Linked DNA regions of Homo sapiens: region 2 is linked to region 1. Evidence: chromatin loops called from intact Hi-C (ENCODE). Cell type or tissue: GM12878. All regions are shown on one strand. Links, peaks and the distances in the headings refer to the core of each region. The heading gives the core; the rest is flanking DNA. Region 1 overlaps SORL1 (sortilin related receptor 1). Region 2 holds the start of LOC105369533 (a long non-coding RNA gene).

Region 1 (7,628 bases), core at 1,313-6,312:
TTGGCTTATCGACCTGTGAACCCTGGGCCTTCGAAGAAGTGGCATGGGCGGCCTTCAAGCGCTGAAGTGGCTGATGAAGCTAAAATCCAGAAAAGGCAGGGTGGGCTGCTGAGCAAGATCAAGATTTGAGTTTCCTCCTGTGTTATTGTGAGATGCTCAGTTTTTTTTAACTGTAACATGACCAATGCTTTGTGCATTTTATGGTGGGTTCCGTAAAAATAGGACTGCGTAACGATCACAAGTACACTAGTGTGTTAAAAAATAATTACAAAGTTCTGTTATCCACTGGGTAACTGTTTATTATAATGGTAACATCCATGCCCATAGCACTGCTACTAGCCAAGAGCTGGAAGATCCTATCTTCCTGGCCGCGTCCTGGACCCTCCGATGTGGCACTGTTCAATAGATCTTTCTGTGATAGTGATGTTTTCTATCTGTGCTGTTCACCATGTTCACTAGTCAGATCTGGCCATTGAGCAGGTGAAATGTGGCAAGTGTGACTGAAGACTTGAAGTGTCTTTCATTTAATTTTAACGAATTTAAAGTTGAAATAGCCACATGTGGCTCTTGGCTACTGTGTAGACAGCACAAGCTTTGACAAGGCCTCTTCTTCCCACCTGTAGGCAACCTCTGCTTCACCCAAGAGAGAAGTTCCTGCAAAGACCTGCTCGTGTAGGCAGGGCAAACAGGGCAATAAAAGCAAGAGTGGAGGGCTTGGGTCTAGACCCTAGGTATTGGTGGCTGCTGACTGCCAAGTTGAGTGTCAGGAGACAGTGGTCCTTCTTTCCTAGGTAGGAACTCACCAGGGGGACCGTGGAGGGCCAAGTGGGTCCGGTGGTTGGCTCTAGGGCATGCCTCTGCACAGTTGCCTCCTTCTGTCAGTCACTTAGTCAATGAAGGCTGGCTATTCATAGGGTGAACCAGATCTCTGTGGCTTCACTTCTCATCTGGCCTTGCGCAAACACTGCACTTGTATCGGGCTTTGCTAAGGTGGAGCGCAGACCCTGCACGTTCTGTTTAGCAATGAAAGATGTAAACAGTGCCTTAACAGTGGGGCCATCTCCCTGCCCTGCCCTTTGCTTCCTGTGCTTTTGTTGACTTACCTTGATGTAGCTGGGTCTGTCTTTCTTCCCTTCAACCCTCCAGATTGGCATGAAGACAAACACTACAGGCGTGTGGTCTTCATCTTTGCATATAAACCTCCCCCACTTCTTGGCTGACCTTTTAACTTAGCTTGCCATTGCTGTTGCTGCTGCTGCAGGCTCTTAGCTTGGAAAATCAGGACCCTTCACAATGATTTATCTCCAGTCCCCTGAATTAGATTCAAAACACAGCTACGAATTCTCAGAAAGGCAGGCTGATGTGATTATATCCCAAATCTGAGTGGCTGACAAGGACAATAAAAAGATGTACCTATATCAAATGCATTTGTGCCGTGTAGAGACCAATATGTTGTTTATTATCTCCCCCCCTTTCTGGGGGTTTTTTAAATGAAGAAGGTAACTGATGTGACCTCTATTATTTAGAAGAGAGACTAGCCTGTTGAGTAGAAACCCTGGGGGAAGATGACTAGGGTGAATCTTACATGAAATAAATGTGGGGGTGAATCAATGGGTGGGCCCTCAGTTGGGATTTTAATATTTTAGGGATACTGAGATGATTTCCTTCTGACTTTGGGGGGCTGGTGAGCTGAGGTGTAGTGTCATGATGAATTTTTTTTTTTTTTTTTTTTGAGACAGAGTCTCGCTCCGTCACCCAGCTGGAGTGCAGTGGCTCTATCTCGGCTCACTGCAACCTCTGCCTCCCAGGTTCAGGCGATTCTTGTGCCTCAGCCTCCTGAGTAGCTGGGATTACAGGTGCGCACCACCACGCCCGGCTAATTGTTTTGTATTTTTAGTAGAGATGAGGTTTCACCATATTGGCCAGGCTGGTCTCGAACTCCTGACCTCGTGATTCACCCACCTTGGCCTCCCAAAATGCTGGGATTACAGGTGTGAGCCACCGTGCCTGGCCTTGGTGAAATTTTTAACTCTGTGCCCAGAGGCATTGGAAAGGCTGGTATGATCTGGTTGAGCCTGGAGGGCCCTGGGTTAAGAGCCACCTGTGGAGAAAGGCTAGCTTGGGGACTGTGGCTGGGAAGACTTTAATAGGTACCTGTGAGATAGCAAGCTATAGGGTTAAGGTCCCAGATAGTTAAGGACCCCATTTCTCTATTAGCCCAGGAGACACATGCGAGACAGTTCCACCTGTCTCTGCCCCAGGGACCTGGGGAGAAAGGCCAGTGCTGATCTGCCCAAGGATCTCAGCCAAGGAGCCCGAGATGGCAGGGAGTGGGGACAGAGCAGAGTGGGGTGAGTGTCCTGTGAAACCAGAAGTGTTTGGAAGGACTTGCATGCTTTGAACCTGTGCTCAATTAATTGAGTAACCTGAGACTCTGTACCTATGACTTACCTCATCTGTGTACATTTAGTTCCCTGAAATTCTCTCACTGAGTGGTTAAAAAAAAAAAAAATCTGCAGTTAACTGTGCACATGGTTTGCTGAATTTGGCAAGGTGTGCTGTTGGTGGTGGTGGTGATGGGTGGGCTGGAGGGGGACGGTTACTGCAGAAACAAGGCCTTCAATCTCTAGAGGAGAAAAATGAAGCAGTGGATGTGGAAAGTTGGTTAGAGGTGAAAGAGCTATCTAAACAGAGCTGGGGGAGTTTAGCTAGCAGACCAGAGCCTGTGGGACGTCCGCCTGTTGCCTCACCTCCTGGTAGCCCAGAGGGCATCTCCTATTACTGAGAAATTGGCCAAGCCATGGGTTTAATGCACTCCCCCTTCTCCATTAGTCTTGTTTATAGCTGCCCTCACAGGGTGGTGAAGAAGCCACTGGTAGGGTATAGAGGCCTTCGGTTCTGGGATGTAATGTTTACATGCTTTTCTCTTGGAGTTAGGAAAGTGCTAGAAAACAGTGTCGCCTCTGGGCTGGAGCCTTGGGACCTGGAGGTTGGGTTTCCCCAGGTTTCAGAGTTCGGCTGGGAATCAAGGAGAAAACTGCCTGTGAGTTTCAGTTAGGCAGGAGCTCCTAGCTTGACTCAGGCGTGCAGTGTTTTGTCATTTTATATATGTCATCGCTTGCTCTTAGGCCTTTCGCTAATGTTAATGTTCTATGTGGAGCCGTTTTGTGAGGAATGGCTTATTTTGGTTGAGAGGCATTTGGTAATGAAAAGAAATGATGTTTTAGTGCGTCGAAGTTTATGAAATGACATCCACAGGCTGCATCTCATTTGATTCTTACGACAATCTTGAAAAATGGGGAAGATAAGAATGATTATTCATCTCATTTCAGAGATGAGTATCTTGAAGCTTGAAAAGGTGAAGTGACTTACCCGTAGTTAGACAGGTGGTAAACCGGAGAGAACAAGACTCAAACCAACCCGCTAACTTGTTTCAGATTTATGCAGGCATATTTGTCTATCCTAAGTAATCTAGTGAAATTTTTGATCTCAAGCAGGGATCCACAGCTTTTTTGCAGTACTTTTTTTTCTCCACCTTTAAAACCTGGAGATCTCACATAATTCCACTTTCTCCTGGCCACACTGATCTTGTAATTTTTCAAACACAGCAAGTCTCAAGGCCCTTCTCCTTCCTGGCTTCTGCTCTGCCCTGCCTTAGGTCTGGGTCCATGTTCTCTGCCTCACTTTTCCATCCCCTTTTCCCTAACTCCTCCCTCTTCATCCTTATGGTGTCAGTACATAGGTCAGGTCTTCAGTGAAGCCTCACTCTCTCCCCGATATGAGGTTAGGTCCCCTGTGTAACAACAGTAATTCAATCATCATTCCTGGAATTAGTTGTTTAATGCGTGTTTTCCCTACTATATTCAGAGCTATGAGGCAGGACCTAGAATCGTGTTATTTTTCTTTCTTTTTTATTTTTTGAGACAGGGTCTAGCTCTGTCGCCCAGGCTGGAGTGCAGTGGCATGATCATAGCTCACTGCGGCCTCGATCTCTTGGGCACAAGCGATCCTCCCACCTCAGACTCCCTAGTAGCTGGGACTACAGGCATGCGCCACCAGGCCCGTCTAGTTTTTGTATTTTTTGTAGAGATGGGGTTGTGTCATGTTGTCTAGGCTGGTCTTGAACTCCTGGGCTCGAGGGATCCACCCGCCTTGGCCTCCCAAAGTGCTGGGATTGCAGATGTGAGTCTGCCATTTTACTAACACCTAGTATAGCATCTGGTATATAGTTAGTGCTTGATAAATACTTATTGACTGAACGCGGTGAGGGGCTATTCATGGTGAAGCTGCAGAGGGCAAGTCTGTGGTCTGGAACCATCCTGAAGAGCTGTGAGAAATGACTTTGGGCTCACAGGGAAATCCTCACGTAGGGCAAGTCCTGGCTTGGGGTGCGCTCTCTTGAGGGGGTATTTGCTGTGCTCACTCTGACTGTGTTTCCTGCACATGGCCGTGTGTTTTCAGGCAGTGAGAACCACCACATTGCCTTAAAGTCTGTCTCTGAGCTTAATCTCATTTGCAAAAGGTGGCATTTCATTTAATTGTTCTCTGAGATTCTTTCTGGCTTTGATATTTTCCTCATTTTTTTTTTGCCAACTGGTAAATTAAGGGGTGATATTATGTTCATGAGAAAGAGAGTTTTCCACAGTTTCTTTTTAGTAGGGAGCCCCTCCCAAAACAGCAAAGCATATTCGCTCATTGACAAAGTGGGTTCACCAGGACAGAGTGGCACACAGAGGTAAACAGTAGATAGGTTCTCGCTGCCAAGGATCAATCAGAAAGGGAAATAAGCTCTCTAAACTGATATTATAAGGCAGTGAGATTATGATTATCATCCTTTTAGCAAAGAGAAAGGAAAGGGCATATGTGTATTTTTCTCTGTAGAATGGTCATGGCTCCAGTGAAGGAGATAGTAGTGAATGCTAAGTTCTAGTCCAAGGTTATTCTCTCCTTGTTTCCTCATCTGGAAAATGGGCAGCCTGAATTCATCAGCAAAGTAGTTCAGGAGTTCTGTAGGTGAAGCATCTTGAGCAAACTCAAAAGTCAAGTGAGTGAGCTGAGATTCCATGAACTGGGCCTCTCTTCCGGGAGTGCTCGTAAACTAGATTTCAGCTTTCCTTCTGAGGTGAGCAGTCCAGGGAGGATAATAAGCCTGCTAAATATAGTGAGAACACAGTCTTGAAAGGGGACAGTGAGAGGCAATTTGCATACCTAGCATTTAAGCCATGCAAAGGGATGGTTTGGGAAAACCTTGTTCTCCTTGGACCTCAGGAGGCTGTCTTTGACTTCCTCAGTTTCGTCATATAGTTCAGGGGAGTGCCTGGCTCCTTCTGTCCTCACAGTTGAAGGACAGGATATTTGTTTTATGCTATATTGTAGAATTTTAAAAACGCTTCTTTGTATTTCACTGCTAGTGAAGCAGAGAAATGAATCAGACTGCCTTATTTGTCCTCCTTGTACTGCGTTTTGGGAGGAGGCTGTGTAGGAGTTGTGAGGACTGCAAGCTGTGGGAGTCTAGGACATCCTGATTTTTGGGTTTGACCAATTTGAAAGAGGTGTAGAGAGGGTACCTGTGACCCATTCTATTCAGTGGCCCCACCTCCTGCATAAGCCTCAACAACTATACAGATTTCGGTGGTTTTATTGGAAACTTCTCATCATTGGCTTAGACTTGCAACCCTAATTCCCCCAGAAGTGCTCTGTGTGAGCTAACAGGTAAGAAATGATTAAAGAGCCTACAGGGTGCCTGGCACCTAGCAGACCTCAGTGCCTACTTCATCCGCAAGTGAACGCATGAGTAATCAGTCCCTTCATCCAAGCCATTGACTTCCTCCCCTCTATTTATAACAACCCAGAACTTGAGGACTGGGTGGTAGCAGGTCCTTCCCCTCACTCTGAATAATAGGAGGTGAATCATTTCACCTCTCCGGGTTGCCAGGGCACGCAGGGGGCTGAGGGACAACACTTGTGGGGTGATATGGACTTGTTCGATGAAGATGCCGAGGCGAGTCAAGGTGTGGGTGGCATCCACTGTTGTGAGCTGGCGGTGGATGCTAGCCTTGGGCCTGCGGCTGTTTCTCCAGCTGGGGACAGGGAGGCCTGTGCGGATGCTGTGGCTCTGCAGATGCCGCTGACAGCACTTTGAAGGATTGGTTTGGCCAGAGACCCAGTCCACAGCCTGCCTCCTGTATGACTCATTCTAGCTGCATATTTTGGTAGCATGAGGGCTTGAGATGAGATAAAAGGAGCACTTCTTAAGAGTGGAAGCTCCTAGGTTCTTGATTAGCACTTGAGAAATATAATGTTCTCTGCAGGTCCTAGAGGCCTTAAAAAAATTTGAGTATATTTCACATTACATAAAATTAGCCATTTTAAAGTGAACAGTTCAGTGAACTTAATATCGCCGCAATGTTGTGCTACCATGATTTCCAAAACATTTCCATCGCTCTGAAATAAAACCCCTTACCCATTAAGCAGTGATTCCCTCCTCTCCAATCTCCCAGCCCCTCGTAACCACTAATCAGCTTTCTCTCCCTATGGATTTACCTATTCGGGACATTTCATATAAATGGTGTCATGCAATCATGCAATATGTGACCTTTTGTATCTGGCTTCTTTCACTTAGCATATTGTTTGTGAGGTTCAGCCACATTGTAGCATATATCATCAGTATATCCTAGAGTTTTAATGACCATCCCAAATCCCCAAAGACAAGCCCCCCCGCCAAAAATGGTACATCTTTCTAGCTACCGTCATTTAGTTCCAACTCCTGCCAGGAGGCAGGGGAATCAACTAGATTCATTGTTTCCCAAAGAAGCTGCATTAGAAATACCTGGGGTTGGGGTGTGTCTCCTTTTTTTTTTTTTGAGACGGAGTCTCGCTCTGTCGCCCAGGCTGGAGTGCAGTGGCATGATCTTGGCTTACTGCAACCTCTGCCTCCCAGATTCAAGCAATTCTCCTGCCTCAGCTTCCCGAGTAGCTGGGACTACAGGCACGTGCCACCGTGCCTGGCTAATTTTTTGTATTTTTAGTAGAGACGGTTTTTCACTGTGTTAGCCAGGTTGGTCTCCATCTCCTGACCTCGTGATCTGCCTGCCTTGGCCTCCCAAAGTGCTGGGATTACAGGCATGAACCACCACGCCCGGCTGGGTGTGTCTTTTAAAAAAGACTGATTCCTGGGCTCCAGGCAGAGGGCGACAGAGCCGGTAGGCGTGGAGTGGGGCCTCTTAGGTGATTCTGACCTTCAGTGGGGCATGGGACCCCCCTAGGCCAGGTGATCTTTGGGGGGTGGGGTGGGAGGAGTTATCTTGACTCTTAACGACCTGCCAATGAGCCAGATGCTGTTTGTTGTTTATGATGCAGTTTCTGTGTTCAGAGGTTTCTGTGGCATGTAATTTTTCTCTGTTTGCCTTCTGAGGGGAGGCACTCGGCCCCTCCCTGCTGCCTTAACAGCTCCAATTAATTGTGTCTCATTTATCAAGCTCCAGCTATGCCCTGTGAGCTAGACAGGGGAGAGGGAAGGTTGTTCACACCCCGGGGTTGTGGTTATAGCTGATTGCACGTCAAGGTTATGTTCCTGGGAAAACCACCCTCCCACCCACTCCCAGGCCAGTGTCTTCTGGGTGTGGGAC
Region 2 (7,628 bases), core at 1,310-6,309, 230 kb before region 1:
AAAAAATTAGCCTGGCGTGCTGGTCCATGCCTGTAGTCCCAGCTACTTGGGAAGCCGAGGAGTTTGATGCAGCAGTAAGCCATGATTATGTCACTGCACTCCAAAAAACAAAAGAAAGAAGCACAGAATGTTTAACCTAGTCTTAAAATGAGACTTTCCCTACCCATTGCCTCTATTGTTGAACATTTTAAGTTTATCCCAATTTTCCATTTTTATAATTAATGCTGCAGTAAACATTATCATGAATATAGTTCTCTCTTTTGAATTATTTTAAGATAAATCCTTAAGATATGCTTTACTAGAACAAAGGATATAAATATCTCTATGGATTTTAACGCATATTGTCAAAGAGGAATCCAAAATAAATTAATGAGTAATGCCAAAAAATGTTAAGAACTTGCCAGTTACCTTGAAGACATACCTGAATTAAATATTATGCTTGTTTTTTTTTCTTTTGGGTTTAGTAGATATAAATGAGATCTTGCTATGATTTGTTATTATGACTAACAATATTAGATTTTAAAATGGCTATTGATTTTCATTTTGTGTGACTGAACTGCTCATGTACTGCTTATTGATGAGGTTACAAAGTGTATACAATATGTGCATATATATGGAATACACACACATATATACACATATGTATGCACATATATACACACACATACATACACAAATATACATACATATACACACACACATATATATCTCACTTATGATTCTTATCTCATTATAAAATTTTTATGTTTAACTTCATATACTCATAGCTTTCCACTCCATCATAATATTTGAAATTTCTGTTTTTATGTCAGCACCACATTTAAAATGCATTCTAACATGGGAAAGGAATAGCTCTTTTTCCTTGCTCTGTTCTTCTTCTTTTTTAAAGATCATTTATTATTATTGCCTACCAATTTATTCAAAATTAATTTCAGAATTATTTTATGGATTCTATAAAATAATTAGGTGGGAATTTTTATTGATGTTGATTAATGCAATCCATCCATTAGAGAAACTATTTTACTTCTTTACCAGTATAGAAGAGATTTCTGAAATATTCTTTTCTGTATACCAATATAATTTCATAATTTATCTTATGTAGTCATGCAGACCCCGACCTAATTCATAATATATATCTTTACTTTATTAGAGTCTTTATTGTTACTATTAATTTAAGCTGATTTCTCAGTTTTTGTGACTACAAATAATGCCTTCTTGTTACAAAATTTTAATCTCAGATAATTAATTTTTGAAGTATAGTTTTAAAAGGAAAGAAAGAAAGAAAACAAAGAAAGGAAGTAAAGGGAGAGAGGGAGGAAGAAAGAAGGGGGAATGGAAGGGAAATTTCAACCAAACTCCACTGTTTTCTAACATCTATTTGAATCTGTTTATATCTTTGTAAAAGCTATTTATATATTTCTTCTTTAAATAAATTATGATTATTTTATATATATATATATATATATATATATATATATATATATATATATATATATACACACACATACCCTTCTAGGATTTTCCTGAATTTTATTACCTACAAATAACAATACTGTTTTATTTCTTTCAAGTAATAACTTCTTATAACATTTTGTTTCTTTATTGTATTATTAACTCTCAAAGCAATGTAATCAAAACAGTAACTGAGAAATGAGGGAATGGGAGTATACAGTTCCCTCTCTTTACATTTCCACTTTGTTCCTGGGGGAAGACACACTTCTATACCCCCTCATTACACTGGACCTACACTAGTATTTAATCTCATTGTTGATAGCTTGGAAGATTCATTGGTGCATGCTTGGCCAGTGGAAGAGGGCGCCTTATTAAAAGATGTGTTTCTGTGCATACATGCTCAAATCTAATTTCTCTGCCTAAAACTGAATGGTCTGCTCCGAAGAACTGACAAAGAATAAGAAAAGAGCAGGTCTCACAAAGGCCTCCTGTTTTTTGCTGAATTCTCCAACACAGCCCTACATTCTAATTTATATCACAGGCTTGCCTGCGATAATAAAGGAGTATTTTGTTTCCTGCAGCTTCCTAGACCCAAATGCTTAACACATTGATGCTTCCTATGGACCAAGCACCAATGTGTCTAGAAATGAGCACATGAGAATACAGAGCTGTGTGCGCAACTGCTTCTAGCCCACCTGGTGTCTCTGTGTGAAGTAGAAAATTCTCATGAAGACACTTGAGTGCTTTTTGTCCAGAATATATTTATCATTTATCTATGATACGTATTTATCATACCATTTCTATGATACGTATTTATTGTTTTTCTATGATAAATACAGTATGAATGGTGTGTGAAAGGAAATTAAATATTGAGGCCCCCAACTCATTAAGCCGAAGGGAAAAGTCAAACTGGGAACTGGGTCACACAAACCCGCCTCCCCCTTTTGGTTCCTAAATAAGATGGCTACAAGATGTAAAGCTACTTGCCTCCCCCCATTTGCCCTCAAGGAAATTCCTAGTGAGCTGCAAGATCTTTTAATGTATTTCTGTTAAAATTTCACCATGGCAATGTAAAATGATAGCTTATATTTATAGGTGGAGTCACCCCCAGCCCACCAGACACATATGCATATCTGATGTTCCCCTGCCCCATTTTGTCTATATTATCTTATGTAAAATGCAGATTCCCTGCAGTTTTCCTCTGCCTCATTTGTCTATGTCATCTTATGTAAAAAAATGTAGATTCACTGAGCCAGACAAAGGCATGAATGACTATTTTTCCCTACCTTCCTCTTACATGGAAATTGTGTACTTCTCAATATTCCGCTCTTTCCCCTTTAAATTTGGAGCCCTTAAAATCAACTTCAGAGAAAGGCATAGTCCTGTCTCCCGGGCGCACACGCTTATATCTTTGGCAAATAAACCTCCTAAAATGATTGAGACTTATCTTGTCATTTTTCTCAATTGACAGGTGTTTCTTAAAACTGTTCAATGCACAACCTGCAAACTGTATGTGGTGGCCTGGCTCGGAACGGAGATTGCAATCCATGCTGAAGCTGCAGTGAGTTCACTGAGTCAGGGGAGTGGCAGCTGATCTGAAATCTTAGTGGTAGCTGGAATCTACAGGTAGGGCTCCACAGACTCCGACTGTGATCACAAACATCATCAGATTCTTGTGAAAACTGATTGATTTGGATGCCAGAAAAGAGTTGCCTAATATCACAAACAGAGAAATCAGAGTTCTATTTCCTAGAGTAGGGATGGATATCCTGAGGACTTCAAAATTGCAGAGGTAGCTGCAGTTTTTGTCACAGTGCCATGGGAAAGGACAAAGCTATCTCCAGAGCCAGGAAGGCTCACCACAAACAGGCTTTTGTAAAATACAAGAACTGGGCATGGAGGTAGTAGGTGCAATTTTGGAAATGCAAAGTATTGGTAGTTAGGAAATGAATATAAATAGATACACACTGCACACACACACACACACACACACACACACACATATTTTTTCTTTTTCCATTTATTCTACTTATGAGCTAGAACTGTGGGACCAGTGCCTTTAAAGTGTTGTCTGAAGTAGCAGGATGATGAGAGGTGAATAAAGATTCTTTTGTGTAGTGAGAGTTAAGCAGGACTACAGTAATTAAAAAGAAAATTGGGGAGGGGGTTGTTAGTGAGGAATACACGGCAGATGTAACTGTTTCTCATGGAGCCCTTGAGGAGATATTGTTAGGAAATGCCAACAACTGTGGGATGGAATGAAAACCACCTTGGGGACATACATATCCAGGAACATGGTGGACTAGATAGCCAAAACATTCCTTCCAGTGCAAACATCTGGAAATACAAGATAAAATGTGATAATCATATTGATAAAAGTATAAATGACCTCATAGAAGGTCAAAGAAATTCTCATCATTCAAAACTAAAAGGGAGCTGGAAATCAGAATAGAAAGCTGACAATAAAACCTTCACTGCCTCCCATGCATTTAGCAATGTTGGTAACCTAAAAGTGGTTATTTTAATGGCTACTGGGAGACAGAAGATGAACTTGCCAGAGCAAGGGAGGATCCTTGGAGAGCAATACCCATGATGACAATGGACCAACTAAAAAAACTCACATCAGAGCAAAGGAAACCAGAAGTAAATTTTTCTGGTTTGGGCTGGGTTATTAGTAGAAAAAGAAAGTCGCCTTTGAGAATTTGTAACCACAGGTCTATACAAAATGACTCTGAAGTTTGGATTTTTGTGAACATAATTCATGGTTAAGAGACATGTAGGTGGCTCTCACCAGTAGTCCCAGCTACCCAGGAGGCTAAGGTGGGAGAATCACTTGAGCCCAGGAGTTTGAGACTGCAATGAGCCATGATCATATCACTACCCTCCAGCCTGGGGAACAGAGTGAGTGAGATCTTGTCTCTAATAAAAGAGAAAGTGTTAAGGAAAAAAGCTGAGCGTTGGGAAGAAAGCTGAGGTGGGGCTTGCGTGACTGACATAATGTCCTCTGGAATGTGTCTAGACTTGCTGGCTCCTTGCTTCTAGCCCTCCTAGGCTCCTAGATCCATTGTATTTCCGTTATCTCAAGTAGCAGAACATGTTCCATATAAATGCTAAACTGTCACAGCTGTAGATCATGTGCCTGCCCTTTTGACCTCCACATTCTCACCACCTGTTTCTTTGTTGGATTACAAATAAATAGCGGGGGCTCCCAGGGCTCAGGGCCTTCACGATCGTGATGGCCCGCTGGTCCCACTTCTCTGTCTCAAACTGGCTTTTTCTCAATCCTTTGACTCCGCCGGGCTTTGTCACCCCCATGACCTGGTGTTGGGTCTGATCACCCCAACGTTCCTGGCTGCTCAATGTGGGGTGACAAAGACCCCGGTGAAGGAACGCTAGAGCGTGTGAAAGCAGAGGACGCATCATCAGAGGACACCTGAGGATGTCTAAAAGAAGCTCAGCAGGAAAGCTGAGTGCTGGGAAGAACCAGGGTAGCAATGGGACAAAGTGAAAGCAGACATTCTGCTTATTTAAATTTCTTAAGGCGTTTATTATGAAGAGGGGGGAGTGAAAGTTAGTGCTCAGAATTTATCACTCTTCAGTGCAGTAAAGCAGTTTTGCCCATGGTTCCCGGAACAAGGGACTATGGAGTTGGATGAATGGGAGAGAATTGGCAGAGATTTTTAAAAAAACATATAAAGGTGGAGCAAATATTCCAGTCTCGGTTTGGTCAATGTGGGCACTAATAAAAGCAGCTCTTGAGCCATTTCAAACAGATCATGAGGCAGATTCAGATGAGGAAGAGGAGGGCGAGTGTAAAAAACTAACTTCAGATTCTGAATGTGAGGAACAGAAACCGGAGGAAATCAAAGAAAGGGAAACCGAAAAAGGTATGTTTTACTAGCCCCTCAGCTCCACCTGCTGAATTAAGTGAATGGCCACCTCCTCTCTCTCCCCTTAGTGGGCGAGAAAATGAATTAGCTACAAAACTTACCGCTCCTGTAGTTGCAACATTAAAACCTGGAGCAATTGGTAGTACTAAGACCCAGTGGAATCTGAGGCTTGTTTATTTAGAGAGCACCTCAATAAACTGAGGCATATCCGGCACAGCCAGTGCCCTTACAAACGGCAACAATTGTCTCCCACCGCGGCGGGCAGTGCTGCCGTGGACCTTTGCAGCACAGTTCTCATTTCCCTGCTTCCTGGGAGCCACTGGAGAGGGTCCCCACGGGAGTTGGGGGACCCTTGCCCTCAGGAACCGTCGGTCTATTACTTGAAAGATCTAGAGGTGGCACTGTGCATACGGAAATGATTGGTTCTGATTATACCAGAGAAATTCAATTAGTTATTAGTTCCTCAACTCTGTGGTCTGCTTCCCCAGGAAAAAGAATTGCTCAGTTGTTGACATAAAGCTGGGAAGCAGCACAGTGAGAAGAACAGGAGGCTTTGGTAGTACTAATCCAACAGGAAAGGCTGTATTTTGGGTTAATCAAGTGTCTGACAAAAGACCTATTTGTACAGTAGACCTGCTGTTGGATGCTTACAGACTGACACACAGGCCTGGTTGGCAGTAGTCTCCGGAAAAAATAAATCATGCGCTGCTTTGCGTAGGGCAAGTCAAGTCATCTTGAAGCTTCAGTTTCATGTTTAACCTGCCTCTGCTGGAGAAAAACAGATTTAATAAGCACACAGGCATGATATGGGCTGAATGTGTTCATTGTGGTGTTTGTGGCCTTTATGATGGGAATGTTCAACCTCTACTACTACATTGGTGCAAAACAAAGTGAAGCCTTCACAACAGAGTTTTAAGACACTGCTCTAGGCTATATTTGGACTTTCTGAAGTGAAATCAGTGGTCATCAACTATAACCACAAATTCATTGAAAACATTGGTTATGTTATTTATGGAGCCTATAATGTTACAATGGTCATTGTTTTGCTAAGTATGTTAACTGCCATGATCAACAATTCATTCCAGGGAATTGAGGATGATGCTGATGTGGAGTGGAAATCTGCAAGGGCCAAACTCTGGTTTCCCTGCTTTGGGGAGGGGAGAGCACTTCCTGTTCCCTTCAATCTGGTGCCAGGTCTGGGGTCCCTGTTTTGTCTCTTGCTGAAGCATAAAGGGTGGATTTTTCAGCTCTACCCAGGGTCATAAAAAAGGTTTCCAAGAAAGATGCAGAGATAAGTCAGTAAGTAGAGATAAGTAAGTGGAGACAAGAAAGTAGAGACAAATAGAGACAGAGACAAATAGAGACAGATAGAGATAAGTAGAGAGAGAGAGAGATAAGTAGAGAGATAGAGATAAGTAGAGAGATAGATGAAGACTAGCAATATAAGATCAGTGCCCTAGTAGAGGTTACTGATCAGTGCCCTAAAGAGGTACAAAAGTAGAGACTAGCAAAGACTAGCAGAGATTTGCAGGGACAGACAAGAACATTCTGAATTATGAAATTAGCTATGGCTCAAAGGGCAAATATAAAGGGAATAGAGGGGAGGGAGGCAAGGATAAAAATGCTCTTTCTTTTCTCTCCAACAGGACCTTTTGGTCCTTTAAATAATCAAAGGGCAGATGCACTGGTGTCTGCAGTCTTTGCTGATGCACAAGCATTCCATTCTTTAACTCATCTTAATGCTGCAGGCCTTAGAAAAAGATATGGTCACATACAAAAAGCTGGCAAAAAGGAAAGATAATTATATGGGGAAGAGGAGTTGCTTGTGTCTATCCAGGTGACAATCAGGAGCCTGTGTGGGTGCCCACCAAACATCTGAAGATCTATCATGAGCCACAACATCTAGTGGACCCACCTGTATAATGCGAATTGAAGGTTTGAAAAGCCTCGATTTGCTTTCTCTGTGCCTTCTGTTAATCAGAAAAGACCTGTTTCCCATTATCAGTTGAAAGTTTTACCTCGCAGTAATTAATCAGAGGCAGAAACTGAGTTAACAAATGCTTCAGCAACGGCATGGTCCCGGCTACAGCCACAGAAGTTTTTGCTTCTGTTTCAGTAGATTTACTAACGTGGGGGGTGAGGGTATACTTGTGCTTTTTCGGGAGATGAATGAACCATGTGGATGCCTTAAGATGTGTACGACCATGGAATGGGAGACTGGAGGGACCCATGGATCCCAACCATGCACTGAGTTCCCCCAGTATGAGCCACGAGCCAGTTGAATCT

What was found. Hi-C counts contacts between places; a loop is a spot of excess contacts. Peaks named below come from ENCODE experiments on the same cell type or tissue, not always from the same donor. Only the 100,000 strongest peaks of a DNase experiment are listed, where the experiment ranks them.
Region 2: a loop joins it to region 1, with 2.6 times the contacts of the local background. A loop is called at or near these places in 2 of 110 quality-filtered maps.

The regions. Positions count from the first base shown.
Region 1 is chr11:121,458,683-121,466,310 of GRCh38, forward strand. The region is part of intron 1 of SORL1 (sortilin related receptor 1); the gene reads left to right. Among named protein-coding and RNA genes, the nearest start is that of SORL1-AS1, 9.5 kb to the left of the region's middle. RefSeq lists an enhancer at 7,086-7,628. In GM12878, for the core only: no CTCF peak of the experiment used is centred there; DNase peaks (open chromatin) are centred at 4,369 and 6,168; H3K4me3 peaks cover 4,674 bases; H3K27ac peaks cover 4,802 bases.
Region 2 is chr11:121,232,131-121,239,758 of GRCh38, forward strand. LOC105369533 (a long non-coding RNA gene) reads left to right here and starts at 4,673. Exons shown (of 3, transcript XR_948108.3): 1 at 4,673-5,339. It also overlaps the pseudogene TRPC6P5. RefSeq lists enhancers at 4,018-4,557, 4,446-4,635, 4,558-5,097, 5,098-5,637. In GM12878, for the core only: no CTCF peak of the experiment used is centred there; DNase peaks (open chromatin) are centred at 4,131, 5,301 and 6,101; H3K4me3 peaks cover 1,856 bases; H3K27ac peaks cover 2,752 bases.